2 separate regions of the Homo sapiens genome follow, and region 1 is linked to region 2. Evidence: read pairs that join two places in POLR2A ChIA-PET (ENCODE). Cell type or tissue: Panc1. All regions are shown on one strand. Links, peaks and the distances in the headings refer to the core of each region. The heading gives the core; the rest is flanking DNA.

Region 1 (15,920 bases), core at 4,715-12,714, 83 kb after region 2:
GCACCCAGAGTGGGAGCTGCACAGAACGTCAGGAGGGCAGAAAGGCCATGTCCTGGGCCTGGGTCTACCCGCCCTCACCTGAGACCTGTGCACTTTCCACCTGAGCACATGCACGTCCGTTCAGCTGGGCCCTGAGCCCCAGGCACTCGGCCACCCTCCTCCCCGACCCTGTCTCAGGCTCCTGCTGTAGGGAGCCCAGGGTGGGTTCTGTTTCTCAGCTGAGACTGGTCCCAGGGTGCCCTCTGGTCCCATCCCCTAACTGCTGCCACACCCCTCACCATCCCGGTATACAAGGAGGAGGGCCTGGGGGTAGTGCAACCTTCTGGGAGCCAAGGGTCACCTGGGCCTTGTGCAGCCCTTGATTCTCCTAGGCAGGGCAGGCTGGGCCCCGGTCATCGGTCTTCTGGGGCATGTGGCCTCCCACCTGTTTGCAGGGGTTGATTGATTGATTGATTGATCGATTGAGATGGAGTCTTGCTCTGTCGCCCAGCCTGGAGTGCAATGGCACGATCTCAGCTCAATGCAACCTCCGCCTCCCAGATTCAAGCGATTCTCCTGCCTCAGCCTCTCAAGTAGCTGGGATTACAGGCACCCGGCACCATACCCGGCTAATTTTTGTATTTTTAGTAGAGACGGGGTTTCACCATGTTGCCCAGGCTGGTCTGGAACTCCTGATTTCAGGTGATCCGCCTGCCTCGGCCTCTAAAAGTGCTGGGATTACAGAGGTGAGCCACCGCGCCCGGCCTGCTGGGGTTTATTTGTCTAGCTGGGGCAGGGTAGGGAGGGTCCCAGTCCCAACAGCCTGGGCCTTGGGACAGGGCGGGGGCAGTGATGGCCCCTGGAGCCCTACTGGGGGTGGTAGATGTGGTCTTGGTCTTCCTCCGGTCCCAGGAGCACCTGGTGATTTGGCATCACCCACAACCGGGGCCTCTCCTCGCCCTGGTCCTCCTCAGGCGGAGGGTGGTACAGGCTGTCATGGTCGGGCTCGGGACTCAGGACATGGCCCAGGGTGTCCTCGGTCTCCATCCAGGCCTTGGTGCCTAGGGACAAGCACATGAAGGTATAGTCTCAGTTTCTTTCCCGAGACCCTTGGTCTGTCCAAGTCAACCCCACGAGCGGACTCTGCTGCTGTGACCTTGTGCCCACCTGGAAGGATGGGGCCCCTGCCCTGACCTCGTGGCTTCTCCTCGGTGGTCAAGAGTTTCGGCTTCTGGACAGGGAACAGCACCACCAGCTGGTCGTCCTTCTCCGGAGGCTCCACCACACGGGCGCCCCAGGCCCTGCTGGCACAGTTTGGTCAGGTCCACATGCAGGTGGGGGAGGTGGACAGAACCCCCCGCAGGAGGGTGCCCACCATCCCAGGGCAGCCACTCCAGCCCCACCACCAGCAGCCCCAGGACAAGCCTCTCTCTCAAGAGCCAGTGATGAGTGGCCCCCAGTGCTCCCGGCCAGGCTTCCACACCACGTCCCTGGGTGGCTGCGTGGGGAGCAGTGGTCAGAGCCTTGGTTGAGCAGTGTCCCAAGGGCAAGGATGTGGGGAACCTCAGGATCCAAGACTGAGCCGCCCCAGCTACAGCCACCAGCCGTGGAGCACAAGCTGCCCTGGAGGCTGTGGGGAAGCTGAGTAGGGAGACACCGTGGAGCCCCAAGCCCTCCGGCTGTGCTCTCTTCTCCCTGCATGGGGCGCTGTTGACAGATGCCCATGAGGCTGGAGTGCCCCCTCCTTCCAAAAGCTGCTGGACAGGGCTCCTCTCTGCATCTGCCCCGTGCTCTCCAGGTTCAGGAAGGGCCCAGCAGAACGGGCTGTAGCTTCAGGGAATGGGTGGTGGGGAGGTGGGGTTGGGGGGACTTACTTCTCTGGGTCCTGCTCTGAGGGCCAGTGTTTGACTTGCATCTTGATAGGGACCTGGGGGAGAGTCACAGGTGTGGGCTGGGCCACAGTCCACGCGGGTGGAGGACACCTGGGGAGAGGTTGCTCCGAGGCCCACCTGGGGCTGCATGGGGTGGAGGTGGCTGCAGGGGGTGGGGGCAGGGCCAGCTCAGCACAGCTCGAGCGTCTCTAGTGGGCAAGCCACTCTCGGGTGTTGGGATTGCAAGCCGGGATTGAGGTTGCCGGCCTGTGCCCAGATGACCAGCTGGCCTGGAATTCTGGCCGGGTCTGGGGCAGCACAGGACTGGGATGTAACCTGGCACCGTATCCCTGACCTAGCACTCCCAACCCTGGCCGTCAATGCACTGGCTGTTTTCTGCAGTGACTGGTTGGGTCTGTGTCTGCACCACCCCTTCCTGGCTGGTGCCGAGAGAACGCGGTCAGCCGCTCTGAGCCCAGCTAACCTTAGTTGTCAGCTGCTCTGAGCCCAGCCAACCTTAGTTGTCAGCTGCTCTGAGCCCAGCCATCCTCAGTGGGGCAAAGGACAGACAGGAGAGCAAAGCAGGTGACCCCAGGGGAGGACCAGTGGCTCCAGGGGAGGACCAGCACCGTGGGGGGGCTGTGCCCATGCTCCTGCGTCTCCAGTCAAGGAAGGCGTGGGCCTCCTTCCTCCCGATCCATCCCAGGTGTGCAAGACTGTGTGGCCTTGACATGGGCCAGGGAACAGGGCCCGTCCCCAGGCATAGTCCCGGCTGAGGACACCACTGTCAGCACAGACAGTGCAGCTGAGCCACTAGCACATGGAGTCACCTCTGGCCTTCAAGGCCCAGGTGAGTATCAAGGGGTGTCATCCGGGCCCTCCTCCACCTGGGTCACATGGGTTCATCTGGGATCACCTGTTCCACTTGGGACCACGTGGGTGTCATCCGGGCCCACCTCCTCCACCTGGGGTCACGGGGGCTCATCTGGACCCACCTCGTCCACCTGGGGTCATGTGGGCTCATCTGGACCCACATCATCCACCTAGGACCACCTGGGTGTCTTGAGGCCTGTCCATCTGACCCCAGGGAAGGGAAGCCTGCCCCCTCCTCATGCCTGCACAGGCATCAAGAGTCATGAGCGTACCCATGCCTCTCTCCCCTAAGCCAGCTTGGGGTTTGAAGCCAGAAGAGGGGCCCTTTGTCCACATCCCCTGCTGTAGGGGCAGAAGGTGACAACTGGAGTTGCTGCCCAGATGGGAGGGGCTCACACCTACCTTGGGTGCTGGGACTGCACCTGCCTCCCACAGCAGCACAACCACCAGGCTGGTGACCAGGAGGAGCCTGAGGGGGGGCCAGAGAGGGAAGTGTGAGGTAGGGGAAGGGGACGCCCTGAACTCCAGGCAGCACCCTGATGGGCAGCTGGGAGGCCTGGGCTGGGTTCCTCCTTGGGAGCGCAGGTAGTTTTACTGGACTGTGCTCACATGGGCCAAGACACGCAGGCACAGAACAGGGAGAAGCCCCAGGCCCACCTGCCTCCAGCCCCCCTCAGGCCAGAGCCCACAGCCCCAGCCCCAGACTCTGCTCCTCACAGTCTGGGCAGACCCCACTGTGGCAGGCACTGGTGGTTGGCTTGGAAACTCCAGAGGTTCTGCCATGCCTCTGTGCCGCCCTCCACGTGGGGACACACATGAACACACTTGCACATGGGTGTGGGTATGGGTGGGTATGGAGCAGCGAGGGCCCACAGCCCCACGCCCACAGAGCCCTGAGGCTGCACGCTGCTGCAGGCAGGGCACCTGCTGTGTCCCAGAGCTGCGGGGCCACGGCTGGGGGGCTCAGGGGTGAATGGCAGCACTATTAGGCAGGCAGGCAGGGTGTCAGGTCAGTTCGGACACGGGATGTGTGTGTTTGTGTATGTGGTGGGGGGTGTGCATATGTTGTCTGTGCATGTGTGTTTTGTGGGTGTGGACCATGTGCATGGTGGGTGTGCATGTATGCTGTGGGTGGTGTCGTGTTCGGGTGTGTGTGCACTGTGTGCTTCAGTGTGTGGTGCATGTGTATGTTGTGTGTGGTGCGGAGTGTGTGAGTTCGGGGGTGCGTGTGCTGTGTGTGTATGTTATGTGTGTTTGTGTGTGGTGGATGTGTGTGTATGTTGTGTGTGGTGTGGAGTGTGTGGGCTTGGGTGTGTGTGTGTGCTGTGTGTGCATGTATGTGTTGGATGTGTATGTATGTTGTGTGTGGGGTGGAGCGTAAGGGTTTGGGGGTGGGTGTGTGCTGTGTGCATGCGTGTGTGGTGTGTAGAGTGTGAGGGTTTGGGAGTGTGTCTGTGTGTGCGTGCGTGTGTGATGTGGTGCAGACTTGTCTCTTCAGGGCCCTGCGGGGGAGGCTTGCGTCTGTCAGGGTGGGGTGGTCTTGGGGTGGGGCGGGGCTCTGGGTCTGTACAGGGCTCAGCAGGGCTGCAGTCAAGGGTGTCTGGGGCAGGCGCAGTGGTTCACACCCATAATCCCAGCACTTTGGGAGGCTGAGGTGGGCAGATCACCTGAGGTCAGGAGTTTGAGACCAGCCTGGCCAACATGGCAAAACTCCGTCTCTACTAAAAATATGAAACTGCCTGGGCACGGTGACTCACGCCTGTAATCCCAGCACTTTGGGAGGCTGAGGCAACAGATCACTTGAGGTTAGGCATTCGAAACCAGCCTGGCCAATATGGTGAAAACTTGTCTCTACTAAAAATACAAAAAAAAAAAAAAAAAAATTAGCCAGGCGTGGTGGCAGGTGCCTGTAATCCCAGCTACTTGGGAGGCTGAGGCAGGAGAATCACTTGAACCTGGGAGGTGGAGGTTTCAATGAGCCAAGATGGCGCCACTGCAGTCCCTCCAGCCTGGGCGACAGAGCGAGACACTCTGTCTCAAAAAAAAAAAAACAAAACTTAGCTGGGGGTGGTGGCACACACCTGTAATCGCAGCTACTCCTGCTGAGGCAGAAGAATCAGTGTCTGGGACACCCTGCAGGCCTGGATTGCAGCTCCACAGGGACCTTTGCCCGTTCTCTGGGTGACTCAGCCATGGTGAGAGGTCAAAGGGCAGGGGGGATGCCCCGGACAGCCCGGGGCCGGGACCTGGTCTGGTCTGGTTCGGGGGCCCTGCTTCTCCTCAGGACCCCCAGCTGGTTCTGATGCTGGGCAGGGGCTCTTGTCTGGGCACTGGACCCCAATCCCACTGCCGTGCTGCCTGGGCCACCCCTGGTGCCCACCTCCCATGACACACAGCCTGGGGGCCTGGGATTCGGGTCACGGTAGCCCCTAGAAAGGTGGTCGGTGGTGACTGCCAAGCAGCCTGGCTGTGGGATCCCCGTGGGTCCCCTCTCCAGGCAAACGGCTCTGGGCACCAAAGGGTCCCCAAGCTACCCAGAAGCCACCTCTCTACAAGGGAGAAACACCAGGAGAGGAGGGGCAGGGAGGGCCCTGGCTTAGAGGAGGGGGAAGAGGAGGAGGGCACCTCCACAGGAGCGGGGAGAGGGGTCCCCCACACAAGGAGGGGGAAGACAGACACCCCCACAGAAGGAAGGCAGCCTCTGATTCCAGGGTCCAGCGGGAGCCCGGGTGCTTCCCTGAGCTCCAGATCACAGCTCCCAGGGTGACACCACCTCAGGGCAGCCCCTGGCTCCTGCGCCCCAGCCCCTCCCCTCCCCCAGCCCCCTTCCTTTTGGGCAGTCACAGGCCTGCTGGTTTCAGCCTGGCACCTCCCCTTTCCTTGTTCCGGGTGGGGGTCCCTGGGTGATTCTCCACCAGGCCAGGGGAACCAAGAGGCAAGTGCACTCGGGGCCACAGAGGAGGTAGAGCCTGGTGGCAGACCCCAGACCCTCAGAGGGCCCCTCCTTCTCCCTCCCACCCGCACACTCCCCTGAACCAGGCCCCCTGGAGCGCAGCACAGCTGGGCCCCCTCTGGCTAAGGGCCAGGCCTCCAGGTTTGGGTGGGGTGGGGATTGGGGCTCAGGGATGGTGGCATTACCTCCTCATGTCTGGGGTCCGCGTCTCTGTAGAGAGTGCTCAGGGAGCTGCAGTGGCTGATCCCAGTATCTGGCACCCGGCCCAGCTCCTCCTGCCCAGGCCCAGGCCAATTGGGGCTTTGTTGCTGCCGCTTGGGGCGTGTCAGGACAGAGGTCGGGGCCAGGGATCCCACCCTGGGTAGCTCAGGTGACTGGCTCTGCAGCCGCCCAGCCCACTCGGGCCTGGATCTGAGCGGGGACACCCAGCTGCCTGCTCAGGGCCTGCCACACGACTGAGGAAGAAATTTGCCTTTAAAAACATGCTTGTTGACCGGGCGCGGTGGCTCACACCTGTAATCCCAGCACTTTGGGAGGCTGAGGCAGGTGGATTGCCTGAAGTCAGGGGATTGAGACCAGCCTGGCCAACATAGTGAAACTCCGTCTCTACTAAAAATAAAAAAAATTAAGTGGGCGTGGTGGTGGGCTCCTGTCATTCCAGCTACTCAGGAGGCTGAGGCAGGAGAATTGCTTGAACCTGGGAGGCGGAGGTTGCAGTGAGCCGAGATTGCGCCACTGCAGTCCAGCCTGGGCAACAAAGAGCGAAACTCAGTCAAAAAACAAAACAAAACAAAACAACACCAAAAAAAAAAAACCTGCTTGTCATGAAGGCTGAACCGTGCTCACAACCAAGGCAACTTGGAAGGGTGTCGTGGGCAGCTGTCCCCAGCTCAGCTGAAGCACTTCCTTCCTCAGGTGGGCGTGACAAATCCCCCATCCAGCCCCAGCCCACCTGCCTGTCACACCTGCCCCTGCCCACCACCTGCGGCAGGGCGGGACCAGCTCAGCTCCACCACCGTGGAACCCTCACCCCCAACGCCACCACCTTCCCCACCCCTTCCAGGCGCTCCCTCCTGTCCTTCCTTACTGGGCACACCAGCCTGAGGAGTCTTGCACGCTGTGTGGCCAGGGCCCGCTCCACGGGGCCCAGTGCCCTCATTGCCTTTTTTATTTTATTTTTTTTGAGACAGTCTCACTCTGTCACCCAGGCTGGAGTGCAGTGGCGCGATCTCAGCTCACTGCAACCTCCGCCTCCTGGGTTCCAGTGATTCTCCCGCCTCAGCCTCCTGAGTAGATGGGACTACAGGTGTGCACCAACACGCCCAGCTAATTTTTGTATATTTAATAGAAACGAGGTTTCGCCATGTTGCCCAGGCTGGTCTCGAACTCCTGACCTAAGTGATCCGCCTGCCTCGGGCTCCCAAAGTGCTGGGATTACAGGCATGAGCCACTGCGCCCGGCCCTGACCACCTTCTTTAGCCGTCCCTGGCACACCCTGTAAAACAAAAACACAATTCCAATCTCCGCCTGACCCCACCCGACTGATGGACCCTCCCTAAGCCCAGGGCATTCCACGGTTAACCTGAAAACTAGTTCAGGCCATAATGGGAAGTGGGGGTCAGACAGGCCTCATTGTACCCGCCTCCTTTTGGAATTCAGGCAAAACTGACCAGCATTAACATTAAAACAGAGACCTTAAGACTAATAGAACAGACTCTGACAAGAAATAGTCCCTTTTATTGATTCTATCTGCATATACTTGGTCTCCACAACACCTTATCTTAACCCTGACTTTCCCTTCTATTGATTCTAGGTCTTTAGATAATAACTTAACTCTTTTGACCAATTGTCAATTGGAAAATTACTGAATCCACCAATGACCTGGACACCCGCCGCCTTTCTGGACCAAACCCATGTACATCTCCCACGTACTGAGTGATGTCTCGTGTCCCGAACATGTATCAAACCAGCTGCACCCCAACCCTCTCGGGCCACACATGTTCTCAGGATCTCCTGGGACGGCATCATGGGCCTTCCGTCACTCATATTTGGCTCAGAATCACTCTCCAAGTATTTTACAGGGTTTCACTCTTTTCCTCGACAACCCCCAGCGGGCAGCTACTGTTGGGGGCTCTGAGACCGCCGGCCTGCAGGGTATGGTTCTCCCGAAGCTGCATGTTCAGACACAATTGGAGGCCGTGCTTCCAAGGGGGTGGAGTGAGGGCCCTCAAGAAAGGCCAACTCAGGAATTTCCAACGTGACCCACAGCGTCTGAGCTATTGAGGAGGGGTCACCCGAAGAAGCCGCTGGGCTTGGGTGAGAACAGATGTTCCTCTGGCCTTCTTGCCTGGGGCTGCTCCTGAAACCACCTTTGCGAAAACCTGATAGTGAATCTGACCTAACCGACTCCACCTTGCTTCTAACCTCCAACCTGTCCTTGTTCATTCCTGGGTGTAGGTCACACCAACTTTGGGAGGATCTTAGTTTATAGTTTAATGTTGAAACAAAGATGAAAACAGCCCCTTCCTGAACAAACCCCCTTCTTGCCTGGGGACCAGACTGCCTTTGTAAAACTAACAAATTAGTCACAAGATTAGAAATTATGGTTTAGGAAACTTCTAGTGGCTTGAGGTATCGGCCGGAGCGGCCGGGTGGCGGGAGGAACCGTTACGGGAACTGAAGTTGCCGATTAAGCCTGATCAAGATGCCAACCTCCCAAAAGCACCGAGACTTCAGGGCAGAGCCCATGGGGGAAAAGCTAGTGGGGAGCCTGGCCAGGATTGGTGAAGTCCTGGGCAAGAAGCTGGAGGAAAGGGGCTTTGACAAGGCCTATGTTGTCCTTGGCCAGTTTCTGGTGCTGAGGAAAGATGAAGACCTGTTCCGGGAATGGCCAAAGGACTCGTGGTGCCAACACCAAGCAGTCCCGGGACTTCGGATGCCTTCGAGAGCATGCGATGCCTTCTTGTGATGCTCTCCAGGAAGCTCTCAATCCCCAGCCCTCACCCAGAGTTTGTAGCCGAGTCGGGACTCCTCCCCTGTCCTCTACAAAGGAGAAGATTGCTATTGTCATACTCACGTCTGACGCACTCTGGGTCTTTTGGGAGTTTTCTCCCCTAACCATTTCAACTTTTTTGGACTCTCACTCTTGCATGTCTCCCCCTTCCTTTTTCACTTTCCCTGGTGACAGTTACCAGCTTTCCTGAATGGATTCCTGGCCCCGTCCCTCACCTCCACCCTCACTTTCAGTCCATTTGATACTATTTGGCTCCTTTTTTGGCAGAACAGTCACTGTCCTTGTAAAGTTTTTTAGATCAAGAAAGTCAGTGGCTTTCATGAAAAATAAAAAAGAAATTATGTTTTAGGTGTCAGGCAGGACCGGGCGCGGTGGCTCACGCCTGTAATCCCAGCACTTTGGGAGGCCGAGGCAGGCGGATCACGAGGTCAGGAGATCAAGACCATCCTGGCTAACATGGTGAAACCCCGTCTCTACTAAAAATACAAAAAATTAGCCGGACGTGGTTGCAGGCGCCTGTAGTCCCAGCTATTCGGGAGGCTGAGGCAGGAGAATGGCCTGAACCTGGGAGGCGGAGCTTGCAGTGAGCAGAGATCACGCCATTGCACTCCAGCCTGGGTGACAGAGCGAGACTCCGTCTCAAAAAAAAAAAAAAAAAAAAAAAAAGGAGTCAGGCAGCTGGAGGCCACAAGATTCTAAGCCTCCCCAATTATTCTTAGGGAAAACATCACTATTGTAAATCCTAAGATTGGTGCTCGAGACATTTTTCGGACTCTGAACTTGGTGGAACAGCTGGTGCCACCCAGATCCATGAACTGGCTCACCTGGTCTTGTGGCCCCCACTCAGGAAGTGACTCAGCACAAGAGGACAGATTCGACTCCCTGTGATTTCATCTGCAACCCAACCGATCAGCACTCCCTGCTTCCCAACCCCTACCCACCAAATTATCCTTTAAAATTTGAGTAGTGATAAAGCTCCAGCCTCCCGTTCAGCCGGCTCCGCGTGAATTAAACTTTCCGTGTTGCAGTTTCTCTCTGCCCTGATAAATCGGCTCTCTCTGGGCAGCAAGCAGAATGAGCCTGTTGGGCAGCTACACTCCCACCCACCCCTCAGTGGCCGAGTGGCTCCACGGGGGAGGCAGCAGAAGGCCAGTGGCTCAGGGAACTGGGGTCCCCAAGGGGATTATGAGCAGTGATTGGCAGGCCAGCCCGAACTTGAATGGGGTGATCAGGTCTGGAATGAGAAAGGCACAGGGAGCCTCCCCAGGTTCCCACACAGTCCCAGCTGACCTCCCCATTCCTCTGGCCCAACACAAGTCTGTGCATTCACACTCAGGAGACGGGAGACAGCCGGTGGGAAGTAAAGGTCGGGCACCTTAAAAACTGCATCCACACAGAGCGTGGCCCCCAGCCCACCCTTGAGGCACCAGCAGAGTGGGTCCCGCGGCCTGAGCACAGCCTCCAACCACACAACCCAGTGTGACTCAAGGAAGATAGGCTTAAAAAACTGGGCGGAGACACCAGGCCACGTGCTACAGGGGAAACAAAGTCCACAGATTTCAACAAAACAGCAACAACAACCCTTGGGAGAAAATATCAGAACTCAAAATGTTTGCAATATATTATCTAAAACATCTAGTCTTTAGTAAAATGAGACGAGGTCCCCAGGCTCGTCTCGAACTCCTGGGCTCAAGCAATCCTCCCACTCAGGCCTCCCAAAGTGCTGGGACCACAGGCATGAGCCACTGTGACTAGCCTGTTGTATATTTTAAATTAACAAAAAAGAGTGGAATTAGAATGTTAGCACAAAGAAATGATACAATCTTGGGGTTATGGATACCCCAATTATCCTGGTTTGATCATTACATATGGCATCCGTGTACCCCATGGATATATATACCTATTATGTACCCATAATAATTAAAACTTTTTAAAAATTAAAAATAAAGGGCCAGGTGCAGTGGCTCACGCCTGTAATTCCAGCGCTTTGGGAAGCCGAGGCGGGAGGATCACTCGCGGTCAGGAGTTCGAGACCACCCTGGCCAAAATAGCGAAACCCCGTTTCTACTAAGAATACAAAAATTGGCTGGGTGTGGTGGCAGGCGCCTATAGTCCCAGCTACTAGGGAGGCTGAGGCAGGAGAATCGCTTGAACCCGGGAGGCGGAGGTTGCAGTGAGATGAGACTGCACCACTGCACTCCAGCCTGGTTGACAGAGTGAGACTCCATCTCAAAAAAATAATAATAAAACTAAAAAAAAGAAAGAAAAGGACTTATACCCAGAATATAAAAAGAACTCTTACAACTCAACAATAAAAAGACAAACAACCCAACTGAAAAATATTCAAAACATTTGCACAGACATTTCACCATAGATGATTTACAAATGGTGACTCCACCCTGAGAAGATGTTCAGCACCACTTGTCACTAGGGCGACGTGGACTCAAGCCACAGCTACACTCCTATAGGACGGTGTTATGGGCTGTGTCCCCTCTAAATTCATACATTGATGTCCTAACCCCTCAGAATATGACGATATTTGGAGATGGGTTTTTAAAGATGTAAGTAAGGTAAAGCAAGGTTATTAGGGTGGACCCTAATTCAACAGGACTGGTGTCCTTATAAGAAGAGATGAGAACACACAGATACGCCAAAGGGAAGACCATGTAAGGACACGGGGAGGTGTGGCCACCCACAAACCCAGGGAGCAGCCTCAGGAGGAGCCAACCCTGCCAACAGCTCCAACCCTGCCGACAGCTCCGTCTCAGACGTCAGCCTCCATCGCTGTGAGAACATGAATTTCCATTGTTGAAGCTGCCCAGTCTCTGGCAATTTGTTATGGCAGCCTCAGCTAAGACAGATGGCTAGTATAAAAAAGACAAAATCAAGGATCAAGAGTTGGTTGCTGGGCACGGTGGCTCACGCCTGTCATCCCAGCACTTTAGGAGGCCGAGGCGGGTTGAGACCATCCTGGCCAACATGGTGAAACCCCATCTTTACTAAAAATACAAAAATTAGCCAGGCGTGGTGGCATGAGCCTATAGTCCCAGCTACTTGGGTGCCTGAGGCAGGAGAATCGTTTGAACCCGGGAGGTGGAGGTTGCAATGAGCCAAGATCGTGCCACTGTACTCCAGCCTGGCCAGAGGGAGACTGTCTCAAAAAAAAAAAAAAATCAAGAGGTGGTGAGGATGTGGAGAAACTGGAACCCTCCTATACTGCTGGTGGGAATGTCACATGGTACGGCCACTTTGGAAAAACACATTTTAGCATTTTCTTTCAAAGTTAAATGTCAACTTTCCATCAAATTTGGCAATTCCACTCTTCAGTAACTACCCAAGAGAAAGAAAAGCACACGTCCACCAAGGTTGTGATAAGAATGTTCACCACAACATTATAAACAGCTGACAAACTGGAAACAGTTCATACGGATGAATGGATGAAACCTGGAGAATCCATGGGTTAACAGCAATAATGGCCGGGCGTGGTGGCTCACGCCTGTAATCACAGCACTTTGGGAGGCCAAGGCAGGCGGATCACCTGAGGTCAGGAGTTTGAGACCAGCCTGGCCAATATGGTGAAACCCTGTCTCTACTAAAAATACAAAAATTAGCTAGGCGTGGTGGCACACGCCTATAATCTCAGCTACTCAGGAGGCTCAGGCAGGAGAATCGCTTGAACCCCGGAGGCAGAGGTTGCGGTGAGCCGAGAACGTTCCATTGCCCTCCAGCCTGGGCAACAAGAGCAAAACTCCTCTTAAAAAAACAAAACTAAACTAAAACAAAACAGGTCGGGCGCAGTGGCTCACGCCTGTAATCTCAGCACTTTGGGAGGCCGAGGCAGGCGGATCACGAGGTCAGGAGATCGAGACCATCCTGGCTAACATGGTGAAACCCCGTCTCTACTAAAAATACAAAAAATAATTTAGCCGGGCTTGGTGGCGGGCGCCTGTAGTCCCAGCTACTCGGGAGGCTGAGGCAGGAGAATGGCTCGAACCCGGGAGGCAGGGCTTGCAGTGAGCCAAGATTGCGCCACTGCCCTCCAGCCTGGGCGACAGACCGAGACTCCGTCTCAAAAAAACAAAACAAAACAAAACAAAAAGACAGTAGTAACAACGGGTTACCGTTCAGCGTGGATGAAACGCGGCATGTCCATGAGTTAACAGCGGGAACAATGGGTTACGGTTTAGCAATGAAAACGAAGGCATCACCAACGCATGCTCCTGTCATTGCTGACCACCCACAGCTGGGAGCCGCACTCAGGCAAATGCCTATGGAGCGCCTTCTGTGTGCTGGGCACCATGCGGGCGCCAGGGCCATCCTCAGGGTGAGTGAGAGCCAAACCCAGCTGGGTCTGACCCAGCACAAAGGCGGAGGGGACGGGGGAGTCTGAGCATCCACCCAAGGTCCACCTGGAGACTCTGGGGGGGGCCCCAGACCAAGGAGCAGCCAGGGTTGAGCTGGCCAGGGCACCTGCCCCTGCACAGTGAGGCGGCGAGCGTGTGTGCGTGTGCGTGAGGGTGTGTATGTGTGAGATGTGTGTGTGTCACATGTGTATGTCAGGTGTGTGTGAGGTGTGCGTGAGGGCTGTCAGGTGTGTGAGGTAAGTGAAATGTTTGCGTGATGTGTGTCAGGTGTGAGAGGTGTTTTGAGTGTGTCAGGTGTCTGCTGGGGTGACAGGTGTGTCTGAGTCAGGTGTGTGTCAGGTGTGTGTGAGGAATGTGTGCCACCTGTGTGGGAGGGTGCATGGGGTGCATGTGTCAGGAGTGTGTGTGCCTGAGGTGTGTAGGGGTGTGTGTGCATCTGGGATATATGTGTGAGGGGTGTTTGGAGGTGTCTGGGGTGTGTGTCAAGGGTTTGTGTGTGGGGTTGTCAGTGTCTAGGGTGTGTGTCAAGAGTGGGTGGATCCAGGGTGTGTCTAGGGTGTATGTGTGAAGGGTGTGTGTGCAGGTCAGGGATACATGTGTCAGGTGTGCATGTGTGAAGTGTGTGTGAGTTGTATGTCAGGCGTGTGTGTCTGGAGTGTGTAAGGGATGTGTGTGTCGAGTATATGTCAGGCATGTGTGGCTGGTGTGTGCGTGAGGTGTGTGAGGGTGTATGTGCATGGGAGGTGCGTGTTTCGAGCATGTGTGTGTCTGGGGTGTGTGTGCCTGAGGTATGTGGAGTGTTTGTGTGAGGTGTGTGTGTTAGGTGTGTGAGGGTGTGTGTTAGGTGTGTGAGGGTTGTGTCAGGTGTGTAGATCTGGGGGTGTGTGGTGCGTTTGTGAGGTGTGTATCTGGGTTGTGTGTGTCTGATGCATGTGTGAGGTGTGCATGGGATGTGTGTGTCTGGGGTGTGTATCTGGTGTATGTGTCAGGCATGTGTGTGAGTTGTGTGTGTCTGGGATGTGTGAGGTGTTTGGGGTGTGCATGTCAGGTGTGTCTGGTGTGTAAGCAGTATGTGGGGTGCATTTGTGAGGTGTGTCTGGGGGGGGTGTGTGGTGCGCATCCGGGGTATGAGTCCAGGGTGTGTCTGTGTGTCGGGTGTGTATCATGTATGTGTCAGGTGTGTGGTGTGAGGTGTGTGTGGCGTGTGTCTGGTGTGTCTGTAAGGTGTGTATGGGGGTGTGTCTAGTGTGTGTGTGTGAGGTGTGTGTCCAGTGTTTGGGATGTGTGTCTAGGGTGTTTTGGTGTGTGAGGTGTGTGTCAGGTGTGGGTGTGTCAGGTCTGCAGGGGGTGTGTCTGGTGTGTGTGTGTTTGGTAGGTGTGTGTTTCTGGTGTGTCTAGGGTATATGTGAGGTGTGTTGGGTATGTGGTGTCTGATGTGAGGTATGTGTGTCTGGGGTGTTTGGGTGTATGTGTCGTTGTGTGGTGTTTGCGGTGTGTGTCTGGGTGTGTGGTGTGTGTGAAGCGTGTTTCCTGGGTGACTGGTGTCAGGTGTGTGTTGGGGCGTGTGTGGGTGTGTCTTGGGTGTGTGAGGTGTGTGTGTTTGGGTGTGTCTGGTGTGTGAACTGTATGGGTCAAGAGCGTGTGTGAGGTGTGTGTGAGGTGTGTGTTGGGGGTGTGTGTGAGAGGTGTATGTGATGTGTGTATGGCTGGTGTGTGAGGCGTCTGTCTGAGGGGTGTGTGGCGTGTGTGAGGTGTGTGTTTGGGTGTGTCTGGTGTGTGAGGTGTGTATTTCTGGGGTGTGTGTCAGGTGTGTGTCTGGGGTGTGGGTCAGGTGTGTGTATGTCAGGTGTGTGGTGTGTGTGTGTCAGGGATGTGTTTGAGGTGAGTGTGTTTGGGTGTGTCTGGTGTGTTTCTGGGGTATGTGTCAGATGGGCATCAGGTGTGTCAGGTGTGTGGGGGGGTGTGTTTGGGTGTTTCTGCTGTTTAAGGTGTGTGTTTCTGGGGTGTGGGTCAGGTGTGTGTGTCAGGTGTGGGGTGTGTGTCAGGGGTGTGTGTGAGGTGTGTTTGGGTGTCTGGTGTGTGAGATGTGTGTTTCTGGGGTGGGTGTCAGGTGCGTGTCGTGTATGTGAGATGTGTGGGTGTGTCTGGTGTGTGAGGTGTGTTTCTGGGGTGTCAGGTGTGTGTGTGTGAGGTATGTCTGGGGTGTGTGTGTGAGGTATATCTGGGGTGTGTGTGAATTGTGTGTTTAGATGTATTTGGTGTTTGAGGTGTTTCTGGGGAGAGTGTCAGGTGTGTGTGTCTGGGGTGTGTGTCAGATGTGTGTTTCTGGGGTGTGGGTCAGGTGTGTGGGGTGCGGGTTAGGTGTGTGGGGTGTGTCTCAGGTGTGTGTGTGTCTGGGGTGTGTGTGAGGTGTGTGTCTGGATGTGTCTGGTGTTTGAAATGTGTGTTTCTGGGGGCTGTCAGGTGTGTGTCAGCTGTGTGTGTGTCTGAGGTGTGTGTGAGATGTGTGTTTGGATGTCTGGTATTTGATGTGTGTATTACTAGGGTGTGTGTGTCAGGTGTGTGTGAGGTGTGTGTTTGGATGTATCTGTTGTTTGAGGTGTTTCTGGGGTATGTGTGTCAGGTGTGTGGGGTGTGTGTGTCAAATGTGTGCCTGGGGTGTGTATCAGGTATATGTGTTGTTGGGTGTGTGTGAGGTGTGTGTCAGGTGTATGTTTCTGGGGGTGTGTCAGGTGTGTGTGTCACGTGTGTGTCAGGTGTGTGTCGGGTGTGTGTGAGGTGTGTGTTTGAATGTGGTGTTTGAGGTGTGTGATTCTGGGGGTGTGTCGGGTGTGTCAGGTGTGTGTGTGTCTGGGGTGTGTGTGAGG
Region 2 (10,759 bases), core at 2,760-10,759:
GTGGAGCAGTACAGCCACACTGGGAAAAGAATCTGGTATTTTCTTAGGAGGTTTTGAGTAAAGTTTGACCTCAGCATTCCCATTCTTACGGGTGGATTACAAGAGAAATATTCACACATGACAACCAGGAACCAGGCACAGGAATGTCATCCAGTGCCATTCGCAAGAACAGAGGACTGGGGATCGTTCCAAGTGTCCGTGAACAAAGAATGTGTTATGACTTGCGGTGTAGTCACACCATGGAATATTACACAGGTGTCCGACTGAGTGGAGTGCAGCTGCTGAGAAGAGGGAGAGTCTTGACATGAAAGAGCAAGACCTAGAGGACAGCGCACAGCCCGGGGCTCTGGGTTATGAAGCTTGAATCCAACAAAGCCCCGTGTTTCGGGTCATCAACGTGCTTTCAAGAAAGCAGCCAGAGAATCCCAACGAATGGTCTCTGAGGGTGGGAGAGGGGAGGAGATACGCTCAGGGGTTAGTAATTGTCTATGTCCTGTGCTGAGGGGAGGTTCATGTGCTCTTTGTATTATTTTATAAATAGATGAATAAATGCCATGCATCGAAAAATAAATGAAATGGGTGTTCCAAAGGCAGCCTACTGGGTAGCATTCAGCAGCCCCCACCCTCAAGGGAAGGGCCTCGAGTCTGCGACCTGTCCCAGGTTGGTGTCCCCGGGGTGAGGGCACCGGGAGGGAAGTTTGCATGGAAAGCTCTATTTGCGGCTGAGCAGAGCGTGGGGAGGCCTCCCAGCTCAGCGGGTCCCTCCATGGGCCTGCAGAGCACTTTACAAATCGCTCTGGCAGTCCCATCGGAGTGAAAATTTGCAATGAGAGACTTCCAGGATGGGGAGCAGATAGGGGGTGGGGAGGGCAAGGTCACAAAGGAACCGAATAAGAAACACCAGCGGAGGCAGGTAGAGGCGGGGCCGGGGGAGACGCACCTGCGAGGGAGGCGGGGCCCGCCGTGACCTTGGTCTCCACGCGAAGACCTGGGGGAGGCTGCGCGGATGCACCCAGGGCCCCAGCCCTGAGCCCCAAGGTGCCTCGCTGGCTGGTCCACGTCGCCCGGGGTGCTGTGGGACTGGGGCGGGGTGGACGGGGGCGCTGCAGAGGGTCCTCAGCGCTGAGCCTTCGTCGGCCCAGCCCCTCCCCGCAGCCGCCCACGCTGCACCCAGGGCGGGGCCCATGCATCTCCTGAGGCTGGCCAGTGGCGCCCCCCAGCACTCCGTCCTCGCCCCCGCCATGGGTAGGGGTCTCTGAAGTCGCCTCACCAGGTGGGCCTGGAGCAGCCGCCAGCTCAGACCCCCGAGCGCCGGTGAGGGAGGGGTGGTAGAAGGCTGGGTCAAGGGTCACCCAGGAATTCCACTTGTCCACGGGGACCCGGCCGCTGCCCAGGCGCAGACAGACCCAGAGGCAGAGTGCGAGGTAGGGGTCTGGGGCTTACATCCCCCGAGAGGGGCGGGGACCTCCCAGAGGAGCTGCTGCACAGGCCTGCGGAGCTCCTTCTCCCACCACTGTCCCAGCTCACCCTCCAACCCCCATCCTGCCCTCAGACACCCAACTGCAGGCAAGTCCAGGAACCAGAACCCCACGCCACACAGACCCATTGGAGGCTCTGAGTGGACAGCTCCCGCCCTTCCCTCGTCCGCCCCTTTGCTGGCTCAGAAAGTACAAGATAAAGATGTCAGGACCTAAAAGGTGGGGAGGAGCCTCCCTCCCCTCTGCAAAACCCCTGGAAGCTTTGTTCACCCGTACAGGGTGCCCCTGGCCCCTGGGGGCCAGCAGGGTTGAGGTCCAGGAAGGGCCCCAAGGCACACAGCCCCGAGAAGGCACGCCAGGCAGAATGGGTCTTCCCTTGCGCTGTGTGTACATCTGGGGGTGTGCACTTGGGTGCATGTGTGTGCACCAGGGTGTGTGTGCAGCTGGGGAGGGACGTGCACTGAGTGTATATGTGTGCACCTGGCCACGTACCTGTGTGTTGGGGCAGGGAAGATTATGCACCTCAGGGCGTATAAGTGTAAGAGGGGGTATACCTGATCATATGAGTGTGTACAGGTCCCAAGGCCCCTTGGCCAGGCGTTAGCTCTGGGTAAGTGGGCATGTTGGGCTGAGAGGTGGGGATGACAGATAAGTATTGCAGCAGGTCCCAAAGGTGCATGGTGGGACAGTCTGTGAGCCTGAGCCCCTGCCCTAAGATCCCAGGAGGGCTTACAGTGCTCTTACCTAGCTCTCACCAGTGGAGCAGGGCTGTGACCCCATCACACACCACAGCCTAGTCTCCCCACTGTTCTGGAGTGCTGAGAAGTGACTTGCCTGACCAGGAGGGCCACGTACAATTCCAGCAATACTGTGGTGACAGAGTTTGTCTTTCTGAGCTTCCCAGAGCTGCCTGACCAGGAGGGCCACGTACAATTCCAGCAATACTGTGGTGACAGAGTTTGTCTTTCTGAGCTTCCCAGAGCTGCCTGACCAGGAGGGCCACGTACAATTCCAGCAATACTGTGGTGACAGAGTTTGTCTTTCTGAGCTTCCCAGAGCTGCCTGACCAGGAGGGCCACGTACAATTCCAGCAATACTGTGGTGACAGAGTTTGTCTTTCTGAGCTTCCCAGAGCTGCCTGACCAGGAGGGCCACGTACAATTCCAGCAATACTGTGGTGACAGAGTTTGTCTTTCTGGGCTTCCCAGAGCTGCCTGACCAGGAGGGCCACGTACAATTCCAGCAATACTGTGGTGACAGAGTTTGTCTTTCTGAGCTTCCCAGAGCTGCCTGACCAGGAGGGCCACGTACAATTCCAGCAATACTGTGGTGACAGAGTTTGTCTTTCTGGGCTTCCCAGAGCTGCCTGACCAGGAGGGCCACGTACAATTCCAGCAATACTGTGGTGACAGAGTTTGTCTTTCTGGGCTTCCCAGAGCTGCCTGACCAGGAGGGCCACGTACAATTCCAGCAATACTGTGGTGACAGAGTTTGTCTTTCTGGGCTTCCCAGAGCTGCCTGACCAGGAGGGCCACATACAATTCCAGCAATACTGTGGTGACAGAGTTTGTCTTTCTGAGCTTCCCAGAGCTGCGCCATCTTCAAGGGCTGCTATTTGGTCACTCCTCATCATCTATGTGGTGACCATCCTAGAGGACCTGGCTGTCGTGGGGACCATCAGAGCCAGCCACCACCTGCACATATCCACACACCTCTTCCTGGCCAAACTCTCGGTGCTGGAGACCCTGTACACCTCGGTCACCGTCCCAAAGCTGTTGGCCGGACTCCCAGCACGAGCGACGACCATCTATCTCCTTCTCGGGGCACCTCACCTGGCTGCTCCTCTTCCTCTCACTCAGCTCCTCTGAGTGCATCCTCCCGGCCAACATGGACTGTGACTGGCACCCGGTCATCTGCCACCTGCTGCACTACCCAGCCCATCATGGACTCCATGCAGCTGGCTCTGCCTGCACCTGGCCATCAGCGCCCAGCTCAGCAGCTTCCCAGCCTCCTTTGTGTCCACGGCTCTCAACTCCAGCCTGAGGCTCCGCAGCCCCGATGTCCTCAACCACTTCTGTGATATCCCACCCCCGCTAGGGCTCTCTTGCTCCAGCACCACTACCATAGAAATGCGGACTCAGGCAGCCCAGGTGATCCTTGCGGCTTCCCTGCAGGCAACCACGGTCTCCTACACCCACATCCTGGCCAGATCGCTGAGGATTCCAGAAAGGCCCAGCAGCTAAAGGCCTTCCCCACCTATGCCTCCCACCTGGGGTGGCGGCTCCTCTAACCTCATCAAGCTGGTGTCAGGGGTCTACTTGGTTGGGATCCCTCTGCTCAAACCCATCATCTACTGCCTGGGAACTGCAACATCAGGGAGGCCCTGGCCAAACTCCTCCAGGCCCTTCCCCTTTAGAGCTGCAGGAGGGAGAGCTGCCCAATCCCTCTTCCTCCTTCTCTGTGCTCACAGACACTGGTGACCACCCAAGGCAGCCACAGCCCTCTCCCACCAGGGCAGTCAGCAAGTCCTGCCCTCGCCCATATCACCCAGAGTTGCCAAGAGCACAGAGTGGCCACAGGCAAGCATCTCCTTGAGCAGTGGAGGGGCAGAGATGCCAGACCTGGGCCTCAGCACTGCCAGGACAGCTCCTTGCCACAGCAGCTAGGAGCCTCCAGCCCAGGAGAAGCTGGGCCTGGAGCTCACAAGAAGCCCCCTCTCACGGCCTCTCCCCTGACCCTCTCGGATGAACAGCTGCTATGGAGGCCAGCCACTCTGCCCAGTCCTGCAGGCCCAGAGGGATGGTCTCCTTGCCATGAGGTCCCAGCTTCTCAGAGCAGAGCCTGAGGCCAGGTGAGCAAAGGGCTCTGGCACATCCAGGCAGCACCACCAAACACACAGGTGTCCCCTTTCCTCAGAAACAGGAATGTCATTTTGTGTCCTTTTATTGAAAACTCCATGGGTCTAATGAATAGACAACATGCCCTTACCTGTTTTCTCTGCCTTTTCTCTCTGGTGCTTGAGGGCAGAAACTAAGTTGACCGAGCACGTCTCTTCCTATTGGGCTGCGGCACCTGGTTGTGGGGAGGTATCTCTCACTTGATTTCAGTTTTTCCATGCCCCAATCCCACCTCCCTCATCACAGCCACCCAGTGTGATGCATTCAGCATGTGTCCTTGGAGAGAGAGGTACTCAACAGATGCGTGGTATTTGTGTTTTAAATTTATGTCAATGAGTTTTCACTCTAAATCTCCTTTCTTACTATTTTTGTTTTGTATATTGTGAGGTTATGTCATGAAGTGCATACAGATTTAGAAATGTTTTATCATCTTGGTAAATTTACCTTTCATCACTAAGAGGCATTACTCTTTGTCCCTAGTAGTGCTTTTACCTCAACCTTTAAGTATAAAGTCTACTTTGTCTGGCATTAATACAGCTACACTGGCTTCCTTTTAGTTAGTATTTGCATGGTATCTATTTTTTATCCATGCCAATTATTAATCTGCTGCCTCTTAGCTTCTAACCACCCTTCACAGTCAGCTCTGTGACGCTGGGACAGGGACTTGACAAACTGCATTTCTGCTTTGTCACCCACTGCCTCTTTCTGTTGAGAAGTCAGCTGCCAGTCTTACTTTTACTCTTTTGCAGGTAATTTGAGTTTCCCGCTTCTGGAAGTTGTTTGGTTTACAGCTGTCTTACCTAGGTATGCCTTTTTTTTTTTTTTTTTTTTTTTTTTTTTTTTGATTTATTGCACTTGGAGTTTGTAATGCCTCTAGAATTCATGATTTAATTTCTTTCATCAGTTTTTGGAACTTATTGGTGATTATTTCCTTAAATATTACATCTACCTCATTCTCTTCTTCCATTGGTTCTAATATTACATGGCATGTCAGGCCTTTCTATAGTGTACCCTCTGCCTCCTAACATCCTATTCTGCATGCTTTTTTTTTTCTGGATATTTTCTGATCTTTCAGGTTACTAATTCTCTCTCTAGCCATGTCTAATCTTCTGTGTTTTAAAATGTATTTTTTGATTCTAGACTTTCCTTTTTGTCCTTTTAGTTTCCCATTCTCTACTAAAATTCTCAATCTTGTTTTATTCCTGTAGACGTGGACAGGCTCCTACATGAGTTTCTTAATGGTATCCTTGTTCTCTTGTGTTGGTCTCTGTCTAATCCTTGCCAAGACTGGGTTGTTTTATTACTATGGCTTTTTATGTCTTAATATGACATGGTGAGTTACTCTTCTTTGATCTTCTTTTTCAAAATTATTTTATTAATAGTTATTTTAGGCCTTTATTTTTCCATATAGACTTTAGAAACTTTTGGGCTCTGTGCTATTTTGTTACTACCATAACAAAGTGCCACAGACAGGGTGGCTTAAACAACAGAAATTTGTTTTCTCACAGTTTGGCAGGGTTGGTTTCTTCTGCAGCCTCTCTTCTTGGCTTGTAGACACCATCTTCTCCCTATGTCTTCACAGGGCCATCCCACAGTGGGTGTCTGGGTCCTGAGTTGCTCTTGTTAACGACATCAAGCTCACCTCACCTCATTTAACCTTAGTCACCTCTTTAAGGTCCTATTTCCAAATGCACCCACCCCCACAGTATTAGGGGTTGGGACTTCAATGCATGAATTTGAGGGAGACACGGTTCAGCTCATAACAGAGTCTTTTAAAAATTATGTAAAGATTTTTATTGTAATTTCATTAAATTTATGGATCAATTTGTGGTGAACTGTCACCTTCACAATATCCTGTGCATCCTCCATTTATGCAGATTTTCTTTTATATTCTTTAATAACTTTAGGATGTTCTTCATAGAGGTCTTTTACATTGCGGACTGTGGTGAATGGCTTTTTTTTTTTTTTTTTTTTTGGAGGAGGAGTCTTGCTCTGTCACCCAGGCTGGAGTGCAGTGGCGCAATCTCAGCTCACTGCAACCTCCACCTCCTGGGTTCAAGTGATTCTCGTGCCTCAGCCTCCCGTGTAGCTAGGATTACAGGCATGTACCACCATGACTAGCTAATTTTTGTAATTTTAGTAGAGACGGGGTTTCACCATTTTGACCAGTCTGGTCTCGAACTCCTGGCCTCAGGTGATCTGCCCGACTCGGCCTCCCAAAGTGCTAGGATTACAGGCATGAGCCATCGTGCCAGACTATGAATGGCTTTTTATCTTATATTTTTTAAAGCTATTTTTTGTTCTGGTAGAGAAATTCTACCATCTTTTAAATCTAAGGTATACATCTGGCTGCAAGTCTAGGGAGTACCTGCTTAATACAGGGATGAGATGTGAGACACCCAGCAGTGCAGAGTGGCAGAGCAGCACCGCTGTGTGCCGGGGACAACCCCACCCTCCACCCGCCTAGCCGCTGACCCAGCATCCTGGGGTCTTCCGATGGCAGGAGCCACCCTTGGCACCAAGTCCCACTCCCAGCAGGAAAAAGGGGGAAAGGACAATAGCACACAGGTTCTACGCAGCCCCTCTCCTTAGGGGGGACGGAGGCTCTCCCAGGAGCCCCCGACACCCTCAGTTGCAGGTTTCACCAGCTATGCCTATGTCCTGTGGCCTCTGCCAGCTGCAGCACTTGTGGTGGAATCAGGTCTCAGGGCTACAGCTGCAGGAGCCACCCCACCTTCCATGGTACAATCAGGTCTCAGGGCTGCAGCTTCAGGAGCCACCGTGCCTTCAACGTGCTGTGTTCTTCTTGGTGGCAGCTCTGCCAATGCTGTGTTAAACAGAAGCGGTGAAAGTAGGCAATCTTCTCATTGGTTCGTATTTTTAAAAATACATTTAAAAGCTCTCCACTACGTATGTCTTCTGAGATTAGCCTTTATCAAAGAAAACATTTCACTTCTATGATGAGTTTTCTCAACATGTTTCACCACAAACGAATGTTGATTGAAATCAAATGCTTTGTCTTTCTCTGTAGAAAACCGTATTTTTTGCCTTTGGTCCACTAATAGGTAAAGCACACTGACATATATCATGACATAAAACCACCCTGAACCTGACCTGATCATGGTGATTTGCTTTCTGATGTGCCGCTGGACTCATTGTGCTGCTGCTTTATTTAAAACTTTCATGTCTCTACTCAAACATAAAACAGCCTAAATGTTTCTCTTGCGCTTCTCTTATACACCCTAAGATACATCCTATACATCTTAAGATAGAAGGCTTCTGGAATCATAAAATCAGCTGGAGCACCGCCTCCCCCTTCCTTTTCCCATTCTGTGTTCTCGGCCTTGGAACAACTGTTAGATGTTAGAGCCCAAAATGGATCCCCTGGGTCTATCCCCTTTTCTTTCATATTTGCTGCCTTTTTGCCAGAAACATTTCCTTAAATATACAATTCCATCCTTCTGTTGGTTTTTTTTTTTTGCAGTAATTTTTTAATCTCAAAAGTGTCTTTTTTGTCTTATTTCATCTTCACAGTTTCCTGTTCTTATTATATAAATATATCTCCCTAATCTGAGTCTATGGATTGGAGTTTTATCCAATCCATTCATTCCAATGATTGGAATGATTGGAGTCATTCACATTTCTCAATCCATTTATTTTCCGTTTCTTTGCCTGGTCTTTCTTTTATGTGATGCAGCTCTCCTTGAATGTCTGATACATTTTCATCCTTTAAAATGAAGCCGATGGGTGACAGGAAGACGTGCTTCCATGAAAGGCAGTGTTTCACTCCGGAACCTCAGCTCCCGCACGCTGGATCCAGATCCACAGCATCCCCAGGACCTCTTCTCCCCTCTGGGTCCTGCCCCCATCTCACTGGCTCCCATCTCAGATTCCCTGTGAGGCTCCACGCTTGGCTTCACATGCAAAGTCTAGGGGTGAGGGGCCCCTCCCAGCCTCTCAGCTGGCAGTCCTGGGCCTGTGCTGGGAAACATGCCCTCCCCGCCCGCAGCCGGAGGAGCCGCATGGCTGTCTTGAGTGGAGGTCACACATCCCCTCCCAGGGCCAGGGGAGGGAACGGTCACAGATGTTCCTCATGAGCCAAAAATAAGCAAGGTCTGGCTGCGGTGCTGTCCACTGCCGGCTCCAGCACCAGGGGTTGCCCAAGAACCCCCTTGACTCCTTGGGGTAAGCAGCTCACTGCTGGCTGTCCTGTGTGTGATGGGGAAGGGGGACTCAACCCGAGTGTGCAGACCTATGATGACCCCCGCTCCCACCTCCACGTCCCATGGCCACGGCCCCTCCCTTCCAAGCTCCTTCTGCCTGATGGGCAGCACCCCCTCCCGTCTGGAGTCTGCCGGGGCCCTTCCTGCTCTCCTTCTTAATTTATTTTCTGTCTTGGAGGGAAGCTGGGTGCACCTGCTCAGGTGGCCCCCTAGGGCCAGAAGACCTGTCAGTCACTTTCAAATACATGTTCTTTCCAGCTCTTCCTTGCCAAAGGTTCTAAAAACACTGTTGTCCGTCTCACCCAAAAAGCTAAGCTTCTGTCCAATCCTTAACGGTAGCTATAAATGAGAAGCATAAGCTTGGTTTCCTTCTAACATCCGGCAAGTTAGAAGATAGAACGTATTTCTTCACTTATTCATCACATATTTGCAGGGCACCCCTACGCGGGACAGCAGAGGTCCCAGGCCGGTGCTGCACCCGGAGCCAGGCTCGGAGCTGGCCGTGCGCCCTCAGCTGAAACTCACCGGAGGCGCGGCCGCCCTGGGCTGAGAAGACGCCGTCGGCCCAGGTGGCATCAGAACCCACAGGAGGAAGACAGCCAGCCCAGGAGGAGCCATGGGGGGCCTCTGGGGATCGCAAGGGTCGACCCCATCCTCCCTGAAACAAGGCCGGAGGTTGAGGAGGTCTCCGCCCGGCCCCGCAGCTGACAACCGGTGGAGAAACCGCACCTGCCACGGGAGGGGCCGCGGGGTGGGCTCGAGCCACCATGGGGCTGGTACAAGCACCCTCTCCGCTCAGGACCTCGGCCCTCATCCCAGGGCACCAGGGCTCACAGGGGGATGGGCCCGGGTGGGGACGAGGGTGTGGAGGGGCAGGAAGCACGGCGGGTGGAGCGGGGCCGGGTGCGGGGGTCGCGGGGGACCGCGGGGACGGGGCCTTGTGATGCAGGAGACGGAGGGGGCTGGTGACGGAGGACGGGAGGCCGCAAGGATGGGGGACGCGACATCCTTTTCCCCTCCCACCGGCTCACCAGGGATGCGCCTCCGCGACTGCCCGCCCCAATCCCAGGGCGGAGGCCTCGCGCAAAACCCAGGCGCCGCGGCTCCGCGCTCCGGCTGAGGGTCCGCGCCGCCGCCCGCCCGCTCCTTCCCGCTCGGCCGCGGCCTCAGGGACGGATACTCCAGCGCGCGGTTCCAACCGAGGCCCGTGGCGGGTAAGGCCGGGAGGCTGGGGCGGGTACGGGGCCGGGAGCGAGGGGCGGCGCGGGGAGGGGATGCAGCTGTCGCCCGCACAGCCGTGTCTGGACGCGGCCCCGCAACTCGACCCCGTCCCGCCCCCAGCCAGCTGCTGAACTAGGCGGCCGGGGACGGCATTGAGCGCCGGGCGCGCGCGGGAGGGACTGCCCCTGGGGCACGGGTCTGCTGGGGCGGAGTCCGCACGATGTCAGCAGCCGCTTGTCCTCCGCAGCATCCGCAAGGCCCGCACCCAGGCTTTGGCCCCAAAGGTGGGGACCAGGCCCAGGCACGGCCCGTCCCCGTTCCAGACCCTGATCTGAGCCAGCTCTTGGTCCCGGCTACCGCGTCCTCCAAACACAACGCCCCTCCCCCCATGCCGCCTCCCCCCGCCCCCCACATCCCAGCAACGCGTGCAGAGCTCCCTCCCCCAGGCTTGCTCCCCCGCCCGGGCCTGGACGCCCCCAGAGGCCTGAACGCTCCTGCCCCGCTTCTACACCCCCAATCCAGGTGCACAACCTTCAGGTGCAGAACCCTCCTGCCCCACCTGCCACTTCCCAGCGCCTCCCCCAGGCCTAAGTCCCTGATGCTAGAGGTTAAACCGCGCCCCCCCAGGCCTCAGTGGGCCTCCAAGATGCTGGGGGCACCCTGATCCCACAAAAGATGGGGGTCCCTCTGCTCTCCAGCCTTGAGCCCTCCGCCCCTGGGCACCCGATCTCCATGGAAACTAAGGGCCCTTTCCCTCTCTTCCCGCAGGTTTAGCCCCACGAAGATGAACTGGGCACCCGCAACGTGCTGGGCTCTGCTACTGGCGGCCGCCTTCCTCTGCGACAGCGGCGCAGCCAAGGGCGGCCGCGGAGGTGCGCGGGGCAGTGCCCGGGGAGGGGTCCGCGGGGGTGCGCGCGGGGCCTCGAGGGTGCGCGTGAGG

Evidence for each region. Peaks named below come from ENCODE experiments on the same cell type or tissue, not always from the same donor. Only the 100,000 strongest peaks of a DNase experiment are listed, where the experiment ranks them.
Region 1: POLR2A ChIA-PET joins it to region 2 with 11 read pairs; 4 of 35 experiments call an interaction of 5 or more read pairs at or near these places.

Annotation. Positions count from the first base shown.
Region 1 is chr10:133,337,367-133,353,286 of GRCh38, reverse strand. It overlaps ZNF511-PRAP1 (ZNF511-PRAP1 readthrough), which reads right to left. Exons shown (of 9, transcript NM_001396060.1): 6 at 3,126-3,192; 7 at 1,854-1,906; 8 at 1,147-1,280; 9 at 604-1,040. The coding sequence ends at 847. PRAP1 (proline rich acidic protein 1) reads right to left here and starts at 5,914. Exons shown (of 5, transcript NM_145202.5): 1 at 5,862-5,914; 2 at 3,126-3,192; 3 at 1,854-1,906; 4 at 1,147-1,280; 5 at 604-1,040. The coding sequence starts at 5,869. The coding sequence ends at 847. It also overlaps the pseudogene BANF1P2 and a transcript of FUOM not described here. RefSeq lists enhancers at 4,569-5,228, 5,229-5,888, 5,889-6,548. In Panc1, for the core only: no CTCF peak of the experiment used is centred there; no DNase peak of the experiment used is centred there.
Region 2 is chr10:133,423,526-133,434,284 of GRCh38, reverse strand. SPRN (shadow of prion protein) reads left to right here and starts at 9,660. Exons shown (of 2, transcript NM_001391974.1): 1 at 9,660-9,812; 2 at 10,588-10,759. The coding sequence starts at 10,604. It overlaps LOC124902564 (a long non-coding RNA gene), which reads right to left and starts at 9,715. Exons shown (of 2, transcript XR_007062397.1): 1 at 9,124-9,715; 2 at 4,404-4,550. It also overlaps the pseudogene OR6L2P. RefSeq lists enhancers at 9,337-9,844, 10,663-10,759. In Panc1, for the core only: no CTCF peak of the experiment used is centred there; no DNase peak of the experiment used is centred there; H3K4me3 peaks cover 243 bases.